2 separate regions of the Homo sapiens genome follow, and region 2 is linked to region 1. A link is an interaction called in ENCODE POLR2A ChIA-PET data of the cell type or tissue named here. Cell type or tissue: PC-9. All regions are shown on one strand. Links, peaks and the distances in the headings refer to the core of each region. The heading gives the core; the rest is flanking DNA.

What was found. ChIA-PET counts read pairs that join two places held together with the same protein. Peaks named below come from ENCODE experiments on the same cell type or tissue, not always from the same donor. Only the 100,000 strongest peaks of a DNase experiment are listed, where the experiment ranks them.
Region 2: POLR2A ChIA-PET joins it to region 1 with 6 read pairs; 2 of 35 experiments call an interaction of 5 or more read pairs at or near these places.

The regions. Positions count from the first base shown.
Region 1 is chr18:58,093,797-58,101,305 of GRCh38, forward strand. The region is part of intron 1 of NEDD4L (NEDD4 like E3 ubiquitin protein ligase); the gene reads left to right. Among named protein-coding and RNA genes, the nearest start is that of NEDD4L, 53 kb to the left of the region's middle. In PC-9, for the core only: no CTCF peak of the experiment used is centred there; a DNase peak (open chromatin) is centred at 3,825; H3K27ac peaks cover 2,597 bases.
Region 2 is chr18:57,979,478-57,986,986 of GRCh38, forward strand. No RefSeq gene overlaps it. Among named protein-coding and RNA genes, the nearest start is that of LINC01897, 22 kb to the left of the region's middle. In PC-9, for the core only: no CTCF peak of the experiment used is centred there; no DNase peak of the experiment used is centred there.

The DNA of each region.
Region 1 (7,509 bases), core at 1,527-6,526:
CTTTTCAGAAGAATGATATAGAACATCTAAAATAGGTTAAACTTGGAGGAATTATACTGTCCATTGTAAAATTGGAGCCACTCTTGAAAAATTGCTGCATGCCCCACTGAATGCTAGAGCAAGACATGCAGTCCCAGCTCCAGGGGCTTCCAGAGTGATTGAGGCAGGGCTGTGGGCTGCTTTCCTGAAGCCTGACTCCTTTCTTTCCTCATTACACTGCCACAGATGGTGGCAGATACAGCATGGATTGGCATAAGTCACTCTCTACTACCTGCAGAATAAAGGCCCAATTTCCTAGTGCAGCTTGCAAAGTCCTTCTCATCTGCCACCTTCCTGCCTTTGTGATTTCTCCTCCTGGGACTCCTGCACCCCCTTTTTTTTTTTTAATTTTTCTTTTCTTTTTTTTGAGATAGGGTCTCCATCTGTTGCCCAGGCTGGAGTGTGGTGGCGCGATCATAGCTTATTGCAGGCTTGACCTCCTGGGCTCATATGATCCTCTTGCCACAGCCTCCCAGATAGCTGGGACCACAGGCACATGCCACCCCGCCTGGCTAATTTTTTGTATTTTTTTATAGAGACGGGATTTCTCCATGTTGCCCAGGCTGGTCTCGAGCTCCCGGGCTCAAGCGATCTGCCCGCCTCAGCCTCCTACAGTGTTGGGATTACAGACGTGAGCCACTGCACCCAGCCACTCCTGCACCCTTACCTTTTCGCCGCCCTGGCCGGCTGGACGACTGCACCCATTTCACCCGGCATTCTTGTGCCTGACTGTGCTCTGGCCATTTCCTGTGTCTGGAATACCCCCATTCTCCCATGCTCAGCCCCGTGGACTGTGTTTATTCGTAATCACACCTCAGAGCCCTTCCCCTTCTCCATGGACTCCACCCCTGCTGTGTAGATGGCCCCAACATCATTTTGCTGAGTGGAGTGCCACTGCAAGGCATGGCATGGAGGAGCCTGACTGCATAGGTGGCGGCACCTTGAGGGCCTTACAGACCTGGCAGTTGAAGGTATGGGCTAGAAGACAGATGATTCCAAATTACGGCTAAGAAATAGGTAGGCTGTAAGGCTTGATTGCCGTGAATGCCTCTAGAAAGAGCACTTAAAAAAAAAAAAAAAAAAGAAGGGATTTCCCTGTTCATGGCCTATGAGTTTAAAAACAAGCACCCCATGTCATTAGCCCTTTGCTCACCACAGAGTTGCTGACACATTAGACGATCTAGATATGTGTCTGAGATTTTGGATGCCTATTGATTGTGTATTCACTTAGACTTTGGTGCTTTTCTAGATGTTTCACAAGTTAAGATGTTGTTAAGAGGTTCTCATTGTTTTATTCCTATGTTCTTTCCTTCCACTCCCAACTCACTCCGATGTCACTCATCTGGGTTCTTCTGCTCCTGCCTGGGCTGCTTAGTATTTATTGAGCTACACACTGTGCTTGGCACCCAGGGCCATGGAGGCAGGCAAAGAGGGGGGACATTTATTCAGCAGCTTCTTACTGAGGGTATGGGTGCCAGGTGCTCGCTCTGGGAAGGTGCAAATGAAATGGATGATGGCTGAGCCTGAAGAATTCCCAGGGTGAACAGATGGGGGGAAGCCAGTTCGGGCAGAGGGAGTGGCAAAAGCTGCTGCTTAAAGTCGTTGCTCCCACCGCGTGGGGAGTAATTGGATCTGTCTGCAGCACTGAGGCCTGGACAGGAAGATGGGACTGGAATGCAGAGGGGCCTTGCAGGGCTCAGTCGGGGCCAAAGGGCAGAGAGGCAGGGCACAGAGAGAAGCTGTGGCCGCCTTGGTTGGTCCCATGGAATCCTCGCCCATTGGGGCCATGGGCATTGATCGACACTGTGGAGCTTGAAATCTCACCAGGTGGAAACATCTCTGCCAGCCCTGTAATCATTTCCATAGTTTCTTCTGGTTCTTTTCATGAACATTTTCCAATATTTTTATTTGAGCATTAATAAAAGGTTTGCCTATATACTTAAATTTCTGCCAGAAAGCTTTGACTTCCGTGATCTAGAGCAAGCTTGTGCAACCACAAGCAGGTCACATGCAGCCCAAGATGGCCTTGAATGTGACCCAACACAAATTCGTAAGCATTCTTAAAACATTATGAGCCTTTTGTGTGATTTTTTTTTTTTTAAACTCATCAGCTGTCATTGGTGTTAGTGTATTTTATGTGTGGCCCAAGACAATTCTTCTTCTTCCAGTGTGGCCCAGGGAAGCCAAAAGATTGGACACCCCTGATTTAGAGTTTTAGGACTTAGGTTTTGGGAATGCCAAATGTTTACATGGAAAGGCTCATCCATTAGGATGAGCATGGTTTTCCTCATGAACTCCTTGGTAGAACCTAATGTTAGTGTGTGGCTCTTTTCCTTTATTATTTTCTTCTGTACAGGGTACTTTATAACCAATAGCTGTTTCTGAAAATATGGGAAAACTATTTTTGAATATTGAATCAATTACATTTTCAGGGTAGTTTGATAAAAGGCATTCTGTGGTCATCTTTATCTAAAACGAATCCTCCTGGCCTTAGTGTGATTATTTTATTTTATTTATTTTATTTTATTTTATTTTATTTTATTTTATTTTATTTTATTTTATTTTATTTTATTTTATTTTATTTATTTGACAGAGTCTTGCTCTGTCACCCAGGCTGGAGCGCAGTGGCGCAGTCTTGGCTCGCTGCAACCTGCACCTCCCAGATTCAAGCAATTCTCCTGCCTCAGCCTCCCGAGTAGCTGGGATTACAGGCATGCACCACAATGCCTGGCTAATTTTTGTATTTTTAGTAGAGATGGGGTTTTGCCATGTTGGCCAGGCTGATCTTGACCTTAGATGATCCACCCACCTTAGCCTCCCAAAGTGCTGGGATTACAGGCATGAGCCACCCCACCTGGCCTTAGTGTGATTTTGTATTTTATGTTGTGAGTTTTGTTTTTAAAAAAGAACATCAGTAAGTTCAGAAACCAACTCCATGCTTATTTGCTGTAATGAATTTTTCCCTTACATTGGAAAAACACAGTTCCATCTGTCCTGAAGGCCCATAAGTCACAGAATGCGGTGTGTTGGAATGTGAAATCCTTTCAGCCTTGCAGAATCTTTATCATTGTGCTAAATTGCCATGTGGAAGAATGGCAGGTGGCAGTTAGAACTTAGGGCTTTCTATTTATTCTCTTTCTATTTTGCATTAGTCAGTTAAGGTTCTGATCTTCAGAACTTTGTATGAAAGTCAGTGCTTCATACAATTTCACATCAAACTGTGGCATTGCAAGAGGCAAACCATTTGGAATTCTTCCTTAAATTACAAAAAGAAAAAAAAAAGTGAATGCACGAAGATTGTTTTGTTCGCAAGACTTATGACACAGCCCTCCAGCTCTGTGGCTTTTCATTCTGATGGGAAGGAAATGAGACCATTGTAAATGACTGTTCAGAATATTAGTGCCAGCTCCATGCCAAGTGCTGTTAAGAACATGGAGAGAGCATTCGAGTGTTTGCCTCTGAATTTTTGCCCAGGCCATAGTTCGCAGTTGGCCGGCAGGCTGCAAGGGCCATTCCAAGTGGGAGAAGCATTCCATCCCTGGGACAAGTAAACAGAACCTAAAACAAACACATGTTTAGTTGAAGTGATACAGCACCAGGCAAAGTGTTCTACTTTTAATGAGTGAAGGACATCAGAAACAAAGGATCAGAGCCCCCCACGTTGCATTCTCAACTAATTATAGCACTAAGGCAGGAATCCTTGGCCCTTTATCTGGAGTGAGTCAGAGAGTATATCATGCCTTATCTAAAGTCTAAAGTTAATTGAGCCCAAGGCCCTTCTGAATAGACACACACTGTAATCAGATATACAGATGGAGTGGGAAGAGGTAAATGGTTTCAGATGCCAGCCTGGTGTAGTTGCATGCCGGAGGGGACTTAAAGGAAACAGTGAGAAGTATTAGAAAACTGTAGTTGACCAGGTATGGTGGCTTATGCTTATAATCCCAGCACTTTGGGAGACTCAGGCTGGAGGATCGCTTGAACCCAGGAGTTCAAGACCAGCCTGGACAACATAGCTAGACCCCATCTCTACAAAAAATAAAAAATTAGCTGGATGTGGTAGTGAACCTATAGTCCCAGCAACTTGGGAGGCGGATGTGGGAGGATCGCTTGAGCCTGGGAGGTCAAGGCTACAGTGAGCCATGATCACGCCATTGCACTGCAGCCTGCGCGACAGAGTGAGATTCTGTCTCAAAATAGCAACAAAAACAAAAACCAAAAGTATAGTTGCAGAGAATGGCTTTCCCTGCTTAGTTTTATCCAGATGACTGTTAGAATAGTGGTGAAGAATCTGACAAGTGGCAGAATGCAGGGCCATGGGAAGGGGGAGAGTTCATGCCTAAGGTCAGCTGAGCAGAGGAGACTTGGAGAACTGAGAGGGGATCCCTCTCCTGTGTTTGTTGGGAGGGACAGAGCCTGTTGCCCAGCCTGCAGGTGTGGGAGGGACCCTGCAAGAAGTCCCTTTGGTCACCCTCTTCAGGCCCCACATTGCCTGATGAGGTTCAGACTCCTAGGCCTATGAAGGGTAATAAGGCCCGTCTGTTCCTGCCTTTACTTTTCTTCTATCAGTTTCTAAGCACTCTCAGCCTCCGGGCCTTTGATCGTGGAGCGCCATGATACAGTGGCGTTGTCCTGAGTGGTTAGAGGTGTGAATTCTCGAGGCCGACTGCCTGGGTTTGAATCCTTGCTTGGCCATCTTCCAGCTGTGTGACCACTCTATGCCTCAGTTTCCTCATCCGTATGATAGGAATAGTGGCAGTACCTATTTCATGGTGTTATTGAGCTGTACAGTTGCTAGCTGCTGCCATCATCATTGTCATTTCCTCATTTCTTTTAGACCCAAACTCTCACACTTTCCGGAATTATTTCTGGAGCCCCCCAGAAGGAATTGGTCTCTTTTATTCTAGATTCCCTAAGAGGCACAGAGGGATACTAGGGTGAGAAGATAGTGGTGGCTCACAGTCATCACTCTGTACTTACTAGTTTTGAAAATGTATCAAATTGCTGACGTCTCTGAGCACCAGTTTCCCAATGTGTTAAAGAAGGATGGTGATACCCAACCCATGTCACAGGGTTTCGTCAGTAAATGCTAAACCATGTGGTAAGCAGATGTTCTCAGTGAGCACCAGGTCACTATTATTATGTTACTTGTCATGACGAGTTTTACTTGCCACCTTGTATTATAGTTGTGATGACTATCTTTTTTCTAGCTCCACATTGGGACACATGAAATTATAGAGTTAAATGAACTCATTTGTAGATACTTGAAAATTGTAATAATCTTTGAATATCTGTACCTGTTTGTGTCCAGATTCTTCTGGTTATTTTGACTTCCTTATACCCCAGTGTCCTTTTTTTTTTGGAGACAAGTTTTTTTCTCTTGCACAGGCTGAAGTGCAGTGGTGCCGTCGTAGCTCACTGCAACCCTGAAGTCCTGGGCTCAAGCAAATCCCAGTGCCTTATAAGCAGGCTTCCTCAAGGCCTGTTGTCTTACTCATCTGTATTTTCCTTATAGCATCTAGGTCAGTGCCTTGCTTATAATGGGCATTTGGCAAATGTTTGTTGAATGCATTTATCATTACTTAGTAATAAATACTAAACTATTTTTTAATGGGAAAATAGGCAGGTTTGGGTTCTCATGCACATGACCCACATTTGTCGAATGTCTGCTGTGTACCAGCCAGCAGCTTTCTTCCTTTAGTGCTATTTCCTGTTAGAGTGGGATAGTGGTATTTCAGTCCACCTGATGACCATTTAGGCCAATCACATGTTAATGGGAATTGAATGCATGCATTAAACACAACACCAGCGGGTGCTGTCCACATTAAAACCAGGAGGTCTGCTTCATTGGTTCTTGACTATATTGAAAGAGTTGGAAATCTGACCTGGGCATTTGAGGTAGACTCTAAGGGGTGTAAGACGGCCCTTTGTTTTAGAGACTTAGGATTGGTGTGAGTGACTGGCAGGGACTGCTTTAGTGCCCAGACCTTTAGTAGCACAGACACAATATAGGAAAACTCTTCAAGGAAAACCAGCCCCAAATAAGAGAGTAGGTAATGTTCTGCTTCTCTTGCTTTATATTCTGCTTGCTTTACAGAATAATCTGAGATAGCTAATAATCAAAGTGCAGGTCCCCCAAAATGAAAGTGATCATCATAGAACCAGAAAAGAAGGGATAAAATACTGATTTCAAGGACTCCTGAAGCCAATGGCAGCTCTGAGTTTCCTGGCAGCCAAGACAAAGACAGAAGCATGCTGGGATGATGCATCCTCGGGCTCGGTAAAGGAAGCACAGGACCTGCCTGCTGCTGTGGGCTCAGGGAAGTGAGTACTATTTTCCCTGTCTGGAGTGGGGAGGAGCACTTGTCTGTGGTAGGGTGAGGAGGACCACTTCCTTGGGCTATCAGTCATTAAGGCCCCTTAACATCATGGCCGATTCTGAAATTACCTCTGAAAGTTGAGATTTATGTTAGACTGTAGCTCTCAAGCCAGTTCCCTTAGAGGCCAGAGTAATGACAGTGTAATTTACTTGCCACCTGCTTGAGAGAGACAATTGGTGGTTAAGGGACTTTCCCAAGGTGATAAATTGTTTTAGCAAACAGATCCAGAGGACAGCTCCTTTCCCCTGGTCTATGTATGCCTTTTGAACGCCAAGACCTTATCCTAAACTCAAGTTTCACGAATAGGATTAAAATACCCTTTGGGGACCTTTCTTACATTGAGAACAGAGGCTGGGCCACAGCTTGGCTAAAGCATTCCAGATCTCTCTTCTGAGCAAGAGATTTTGACTTGTTCATAAACCAGGCTCTCTCTCATAGTGGGCAAGGCCTTAAAAACAAACAAACCTGCAAAACCTGAGGAAACATCTTCCTCCTACGTACTTAGCTGATGTAGGCATTAATGGAAATGGATATTGGAGTGGGAGGCTCCTTTTAGGGGGCAGAAAAGAAAGAATGTTTTTATTTTTAATTAAAAAAATATTTTCTTTTGAGACAGGGTCTTGCTCTGCCATCCAGGCTGGAGTGCAGTGGTGCGAATATGGCTCACTGCAGCCTTGACCTCCTTGCTCAAGTGACCCTCTAGCCTTGGCCTCCCGAGTAGCTGGGATGACAGGCGCACACCACCATGTCTGGCTAATTTTTGTATTTTTTGTAGAGATGAGGTCTCACTGGCTTGCCCAGGCTGGTTTCAAGGTCCTGGGCTCAAGGGATCCTCCCTCCTTTGCCTTCCAAAGTGCTGGGATTATAGGTGTGAGCCACCGTGCCTGGATGAAAAAGAAATAACTTGATTATGGGTTATGGAAGTTTAGCAATGGCTTCAAAAAATGTCAGCAGGGAATGGATGTCTTTTTCTATCAGATGAAATTTCAGTAGTCATCTGATACAGCCAACCAGGAGAAGGAAAACTACTAAGTAGAAAGACTTAGATAAGTGGAGTCGAACATCTCTGGGCTTAAAAGGAGCATCACTC
Region 2 (7,509 bases), core at 915-5,914, 110 kb before region 1:
TTTTTTTTAGACAGATTCTCACTCTGTTGCTCAGGTTGGAGTGCAGTGGCACGATCACAGCTCACTGCCACCTCCACCTACCATGCTCAAGTGATCCTCCCACCTCAGCCTCCTGAGTAGCTGGGACTACAGGTGAGTGCCACCAATTCCAGCTAGTTTGTCTTTTTCTGTATTTTTTGTAGCAACAGGGTTTCACCATGTTGCCCAGGTTGATCTTGAACTCCTGGAACTCCTGGGCTCAAGAGATTTGTCGGCCTTGGCCTGCCAAAGTGCTAGCATTACAGGTGAGAGCCACCACACCTGTCCACCAGAAATAATTTTTTAAAAACAGAATGTCAGGGACCAGTAGGACGAGTGGGAGTAAGAATAGGCGGATTGTATTGCTGCGGGTCCTCCCCACTTCCGGCAACATGAACTTCTTGAAGTGCCAGCTTCCTTATCCTTCCTTGAGGGATTTGGGCTTTGCTAGATTTTCATTTTCTCTCCTAGCAATTACCTTAAATATTTACAGAAACTCTTGGATCTGAGAAAAAAACTTAGGAATCAAATTTGTATTTGGTCTTGAAACCACTAAGTAATACAAAATGCAAATAGGAGTTAAGATTTGGAAACTGGCCTTTATAGAGCAGTTCAAAAAAGTCTTATGGGATTTACATTTTAAAAATGAGAATTTCTTATAAAATGAGAGAATAGTTGGGCACAGTGGCTCACACCTATCATCCCAGCACTTTGGGAAGCCAAAGGGGGGAGGATCACTTGAGCCCAGGTGTTCAAGACCAGCCTAAGCAACATAGACCCTGTCTCTATAATTTAAAAAAAAAAAAAAAAGAAAAATGAGAGAACATATACTTCTTCAACATGATTCATATTAATATATAAAGTTATCATTTTAATGTAATGTTATCTCCAAACAAATATCTCATATTTCATTCCAAGCAATATTAATAAGAATGTTTGCCTGCAAATATATATTGAAAAACCATTGACTGACAAAATATTGACAACACATAATACTTAATTAAGCCTGTAAGCTTGTTTGAGAATGTGTCATATTTCAAAACTGAACAGTTAGGCCAAGTCACCTGGTGAGTCTTTTGTTTCTTTAAAATTCAGCCATGATACAAGGGTTACCTACAGAATTTAGAGACAAACTCCAAAACTAACATGCTCATCATCCTAGGAACATTGTCATGTTTCAGCAAGAAGCAAACCCCTGGAACTCTTACACTAAACAAGCTTCTGGTGACAGGTGAAGCTGGGGTTTCTCTTTAGCCACTCCTACCATTATGGGACCTGCAAGTCCAGGCTTGTACTGGCGAATCTCATGTTACAATCACTATTCAAGAAGGTGGTTAGAAAAGAGCAGAGGGTATGGTTTTATCTAAGTAAAATTTATTCCTGCACAGGAACAAGCTCAGGTCCACCTAAGAAATGAAACAGCCATTTTTTTTCAACAGACTTCTTTTTTGTGTGAACTCAAACTAAGACAATCCTCTGTTCTTTCTTGTAGCCATCAAGCCAATTAATTAGAGCCAAAAAACTGATAAGAACTCTGTGTACTTTCTCTCCACTTGAAGGAAACCATACAAAAATATGTACAATCTCGTTCACTCAGACCAGCGTTGGGTAGAAATTTCTTTGCTCTATCTATACCAACAAGGTTTGCTAAGCAAACTAATAAGGTAAACAGCACAGAGGAAGGGGAGGGGGAAGAAATATTAACTACTAAGAGAAGCAACTTTTAACCACTTTAAAGCACGTTCAAACAATCTACTTCCTTAAGAAATCATTAGCACACCAATGTCTTTGTTCATTAAAGGAGATGAATTATGGAATTATTATTCTAATTACTAAAGAACTCTTCCCTTTACCAAAAATTTATGCAAAGTTCCTAGAGAGACATGACATTTGAATGGAATTCAAGTTATCAACTTTGAGCTACACACAATGGATGATGAATCTAGTTTAGATACTGAGTGACAGGCTCATGCATTTTAGATGAGATGGCAAATTGCCATTCGGGATATTAAAAAGCTTCTAGAAATGATACAATGTCTGGGATTTCCTTCAAAGTAATCTGGTGGGAAGGAGAGGTGGAAAGAAGGGGATATTTAAAGATAAATAAGATTGGCCATGAGTTGATCAACACTGAAGCTGATGATGAATACTTGAGGGCTCATTATACTATACTCTATATTTCTAAAAATTGTCCACAAGAAAACATTTAGAAATTTAGAAATGAAAGAATGAAAGAAAGAAAGAAAGAAAAAGAAAAGAAGGAAGGAAGAAAGCAAAAGAAAGAAAGAAAGAAAAAGAAAGAAAGAAAGAAAGAGAAAGAAAGAAAGAAAAAGAAAGAAAGAGACTGAGAACCATGGCTCACGCCCGTAATCCCAGCACTTTGGGAAGCCAAGGTGGGAGGATCCCTTGAAGCCAAGAGTTTGAGACCAGCCTCAGCAATGTAGTGAGACCCTGTCTCTATCAAAAAAATAAATAAATAAAATTAAAAATTAGGCCAGTGTGGTGGTGTGCACCTTTAGTGCCAGCTAGTTGGGAGGCGAGGTAGAAGGATCACTTTTCCAGGCTGCAGTGAGCTGTGATTGTGCTATTGCTCTTCAGCCTGGGTGACAGAGCAAGACCTTGTCTCTAAAAAGGAAAGGAAAGAAAATAATCCACAGACGGCAAATAGACAAGTGGTCAGGAAACTGGTAGGGATTGCAGGGATGCAGACAGTGCTATGGCTGAAGGGAAAGCTCGGGGAAGAGGGAGTAGAAGGCCAGCAGGGCAGGTGTGGGCCTGTCTGGGGTCCTCTCCTTGTGTTGTGGCTTGCATTTTTGTCCCTCCATAGCAGCAGGAAGGAACAGAAAATGCCTGCCAGAGCCTGCCCTGGGTCCAATTCTGATGAAGGCAAAAGCTGCCTGCAGTGCTCCGAATATGCTCAGCCTCTGCCTCTACCTCCCCACCAGCAAGGCCGTGTTTTCCTCCACGCACACCTCGAGCACACCGCTTTATCAAACCCCATTCAGAAACACTCTGTGTTCCCAGCACTGATGTTTTTTAAAAATGGTGACAGTGACTTCCTCATTTGCATTTCGTGTTTATGACCTTCTCCTGTTGGCTTGACATATAGACGTGGGGCAGGGCAGGAGTGCAGATTAGAGCAGTGCTGATATTACAATGAGAGAGCAAAGACAGAAGAAGAGATCGCGTTCAGCTTCTGGCATTTAAAAGAGGATTTTGCCCAGGGATCTAGTGTGACAAGCCAGCTTTGTTGAGATTTAAAAGCTATGTAATCATGATTCACAGTTTCTTTTTATCTCCTCCCAGAGACTACCAAGAGCCAGGCCTGGCCACCTGCACTGTGGAGTTTTAGGTTAGAGATGGCCCCATCCAGCCCAGGGGAATGCAGGAGAACAAGGGAGCCAGGCGAATGCAGAGGGGAAGGCAGGCGCTCAGCTTCTCATCTTCCCTCCCTGCCCCCTCAAGGAGTCAGTTGGAGGCAGCTTTGGAAATACCTACAAATGTGCTAAAAAGCTGGAAGGCAGAGAGGCATCTGTCCTGCCTCCTGTCCATGGCTCTAGGCTGCCTCTCTCCACCAAGCTGGAGGTAGCTCCATCAAAGTGGAAGCAGCAGTACAATAGGACTAAGCCGATGGAGGAAGGATGGCGTTCCACGTGGTGAACCTGGAAGGTCCCACCTGAATCTGAGGCTTTAGGGAACTGAGAAGACAGCTGGCATGAGGCTCAGTGGCTGGCCATAGGCCTTGCAATGGCCAGGGGTGAGGGGACCTCCTAGCCAAGGGCAGGTGGAGGAGGCAGCAGAAACTCAGCCAGGTCCATGGTGAAGGTAAAAGGAGAAGTTAGGCTTGGCTGAAGCATAGGCATCAAGCAACCAGCCTGGATGAAGCTGAGACAGCAGTGGGTCAGTTCCTAGAGCTGTGATGGCCAGCAGACAGGCAGAAGCAGGGGAGCAAGGAGCAGAGGCTGGGGGAGTTGGGGGGTTCCACCCAGATCCACCTCCTTTCCCCAGCACCTCAAGGGTTTCTGATCCAAACACGAAGTACCTTCCTGGAAAGAAAAAGAAGGGAGAGGGAGGAGAGCAAGGGGGATGGAAGAGAAGACAAAGGAGGAAAGGGAAATGGAAGAGAGAAAGGAATGTTTCTGTGATGCTCATCATTTTTATATAAAGAAGCTGTTACAATTATTGCATCATACTTAGATCAACAGATTAATCTGGAGCTGTTAATATTTTTTGTTATGCAGTAAGTGGGTCTCTTGAGGAAGGCCGTACATTTTACATTTTATCTGAACATCCGGGTGTAGCATCAGTGACTGGGATCCTGCACATAGATTTTCTGTGAATTTGACTGCAGTTGTTGCCCCTTGCAGACATTTCAGCTTTATAACTGAGGAAAGAACAGCTGTGACCACTGGGGCCCCAGACACCCTGCTCTTGCTAACTATCTCCTCTGGGGTGCAGGGTGCTGTGTCTCACAGTTACAGCCCCCCAGGAATAGACTGACTACCCACCACACATGCCACTGATGCGACTCTAGCATCCGCTTTGTCTGGATCTCACCTACTGCCCCTTCATCCTCAATGGATCTAAAGGCTCCCCTTACCATGACCATGTCACAGCTAACATGGACTGCCACCTGCAAAGTGTCAGTCATAGGACCAAATGCTTTGCAACATCATCGTCATCATCATCACCATCATCATCATCATTTTTAATCCTCACATTTACCTTAGATACCAATAATATCAACATTTTCCAAATGGGGAAATTAAGGCTTAGAGAGTTTAAACAGCTTGACCCCAAGTAGGAAGTGACAGAGCTGGGCTTTGAATCCAGGTCATTCAGCTTTAGATCCCATAAATGTTAGCAGCTTCCACAGGCTATGCTGCCACTAGGCAATTTGGGGCTTAGGTCGGCCAGTGGCTCTGTCTTCCTGTGCTTGGAACCCGGGCTCGGGCAGCCCCTTTGTCCAGGAACGTGACCTGCTGCCCACCCAGCTGCTCTCTTGTCCCACAGCACTCGTTGTAGAGGTCCCTGCACGGCCTTCCATGATACCCCTTCTTCTTCACCTCACATGCATCACTCAGACCTCTGACATCACCTCCTTGTTGGTAGAGCTTTCTGTGACTCCTTATGGCAGCAAGTCATTCCCTCCTGCATGTTCCCTTGCCACTGAGCCTGTAGGCAGTGCATTTCCCATGGAAACATAATGGCATATTTATAGGCCAGTCACCTGAGCTGAACTAGGAGCTCCTCGCAGACAGGTGAATGCCATCTTCATCTGTGAGTTTCTAGACTGGAGAGGATGCGGCAGAGACCATGGGCTGCTTTGCTTAAGGCTCATCCAACCCCTGACCAGCTTGTCTTTCAGTACAGCAGAGGCCAAGAAGCAGAAAATGACAGGTGAAGCCAGGTCCCATGTGTAGTTTAGTTCCTGCCAATCAAAAGCATTCATGCGAGACTGATTACAGACTGAGCTATGAAGGGCAAAAGGCAAGGGCCAAGGCATTCATTTTGCTGGAGTGGATCTTGGTTTTTAAACTGTCACAGCAATCTCCTCAGTCAGACAGATCTATATAGTGTGTAGTCTATTTATATTTGTAATGAAAAAAAAAGAATAAATGTAACAAAACTGCCCTCTTAAAGGTTGTTTGTTAATAACCTCCAAGACTCAATTTCAATTTCCATCCACTTGGTCTGTTAACCATGACTCTCTCACTTTTTCAAAGATACCAGGCTTTGCATTGCCTCATATTTAGATCAGAAATTCTTTTAAATTTGTCAAGGATTCCAGCTGTTAGAAAGAGAGTGGGAAATAGCAATGGAGAAAGACAATGTAATCAAAAGGAAGGATTACTGCTGGGCAGCAAAATCCAAAAATGTCCACTGAAAGGTTGGGCATTGTTGCTCATGCCTGTAATCCCAGCATTTCAGAGGCCGAGGTGGGAGGATCACTTGAGGCCAGAAGTTTGAGACCAGCATGGGCAACATAGGGAGACATTGTCTCTACAACAAAAGCTAAAGAGCTAGCTGGACATAGTGGCACACGCCTGTAGTCCCAGCTACATGGGAGGCTGAGACAGAAGGATTGCTTGAGCCCAACAGGTCAAGACTACAGTGAGCTATGATCTTGCCACTTGCATTCCAGCCTGGAAGACTGAATGATATCAAGAAAGAAAGAAAAGAAAAAGAAAAAGAAAAAGAAAAAGAAATCAACTGAATCCCTCAAATCAAACCAAAGAGGCAGGAATCCAGGCTTGCATGCAGCACTCGGCCTTATCTTTTACTTGTATATTCTTTATTACGTATCTCTCCACTTCTAGGATTCTGCGCACCTACAATATCTCTGATGTACCAGAAAACTGTAAAATGCACAGGAAAGCCCCTTTGGGGAGCAGAGTGAAGAGTGAGTAGGAAGTCCTGGTAGAATTTTACCAGCGAGGCAAAGGGAGGCTCAGTGATTGATTGGAGATCTAGTGAGCTGGCAGCCAAACCTCAGGCAAGTCTCCTGACACCTGCTCCATTGTTCCTTTACTGTGTTCTTTATAATTGACTTCTCAGTAAGAGTTGACAATGGCCATAGCAGGTACCCTAGAACCAAAAAGCTGAGTCTCATGAAATCCTGCCCAGCTCCAGGGGCAGTCAGATGGGGACTGGGAATGATAGAGGATGGAAAGTTTTTCATCTCAAGGGTTTTGGTGCATCGTGATGGGCAGTGGTGCGGAGGACGCATCAACAGTTGAACGAAACTTTGTTTAAGAATTGTGTAGGCTGAAAGTGATTGGTGCTTGACAGTGCTTTACCCACTGCTAAAAACAAAGTCTTAATTTTGAGGTGGTGCCAACAGTTTGCTCCACTAGGATGGCAGGGAGCTTCCTTCGGTTTAAATATTTACATTGCATTTTCAGCACCACTCTCAGCCTTACTGTAGCAGGCAACCACTTAGTGGGTGTTTGAAGATGACAATGCCCCACGCTCAGCCCTTCTTTAGCGTTAATGGACAAGAGCAAGCTGTATGTCTTCTTAAATAAAACAGCAGCCTTTTGTGACCTCCCTTTTCTCAGGCAACACCAACTCAATTATTCACTCAGAACTGCAAGGAACACTTCAGACGTTACTCAAGCATTCATCATCCACCCCCACCCCCACAAATCATATAAAGGGAAAATAATCAAAGACATTTAAATAATCACAATTTTTAAAAGTATAAAGCAGAACAGACAGTTTTATTTTAGATCTTAAGTGAAAGTGGATTAAGGTTTTCCTTAGAAAACATTTATTGGAGAATTTCAGATGAATTTCAGTTTTGCCGCCTGGTGTCGAATCCTGCTTTTTAAACCTTGTCTCTGCAGAGTCACCCCTTTTTCTCCAGTCCCACTCTCACTGCTGTTGGTCTGACCCTGTATGTCTGTGATTGGATAGACAGCAACTGTCCCTAGGAAAGGCATAGCATGGGAAAGTGTGGATGTCTCAGTGTCCCTCCTGAGATTCACT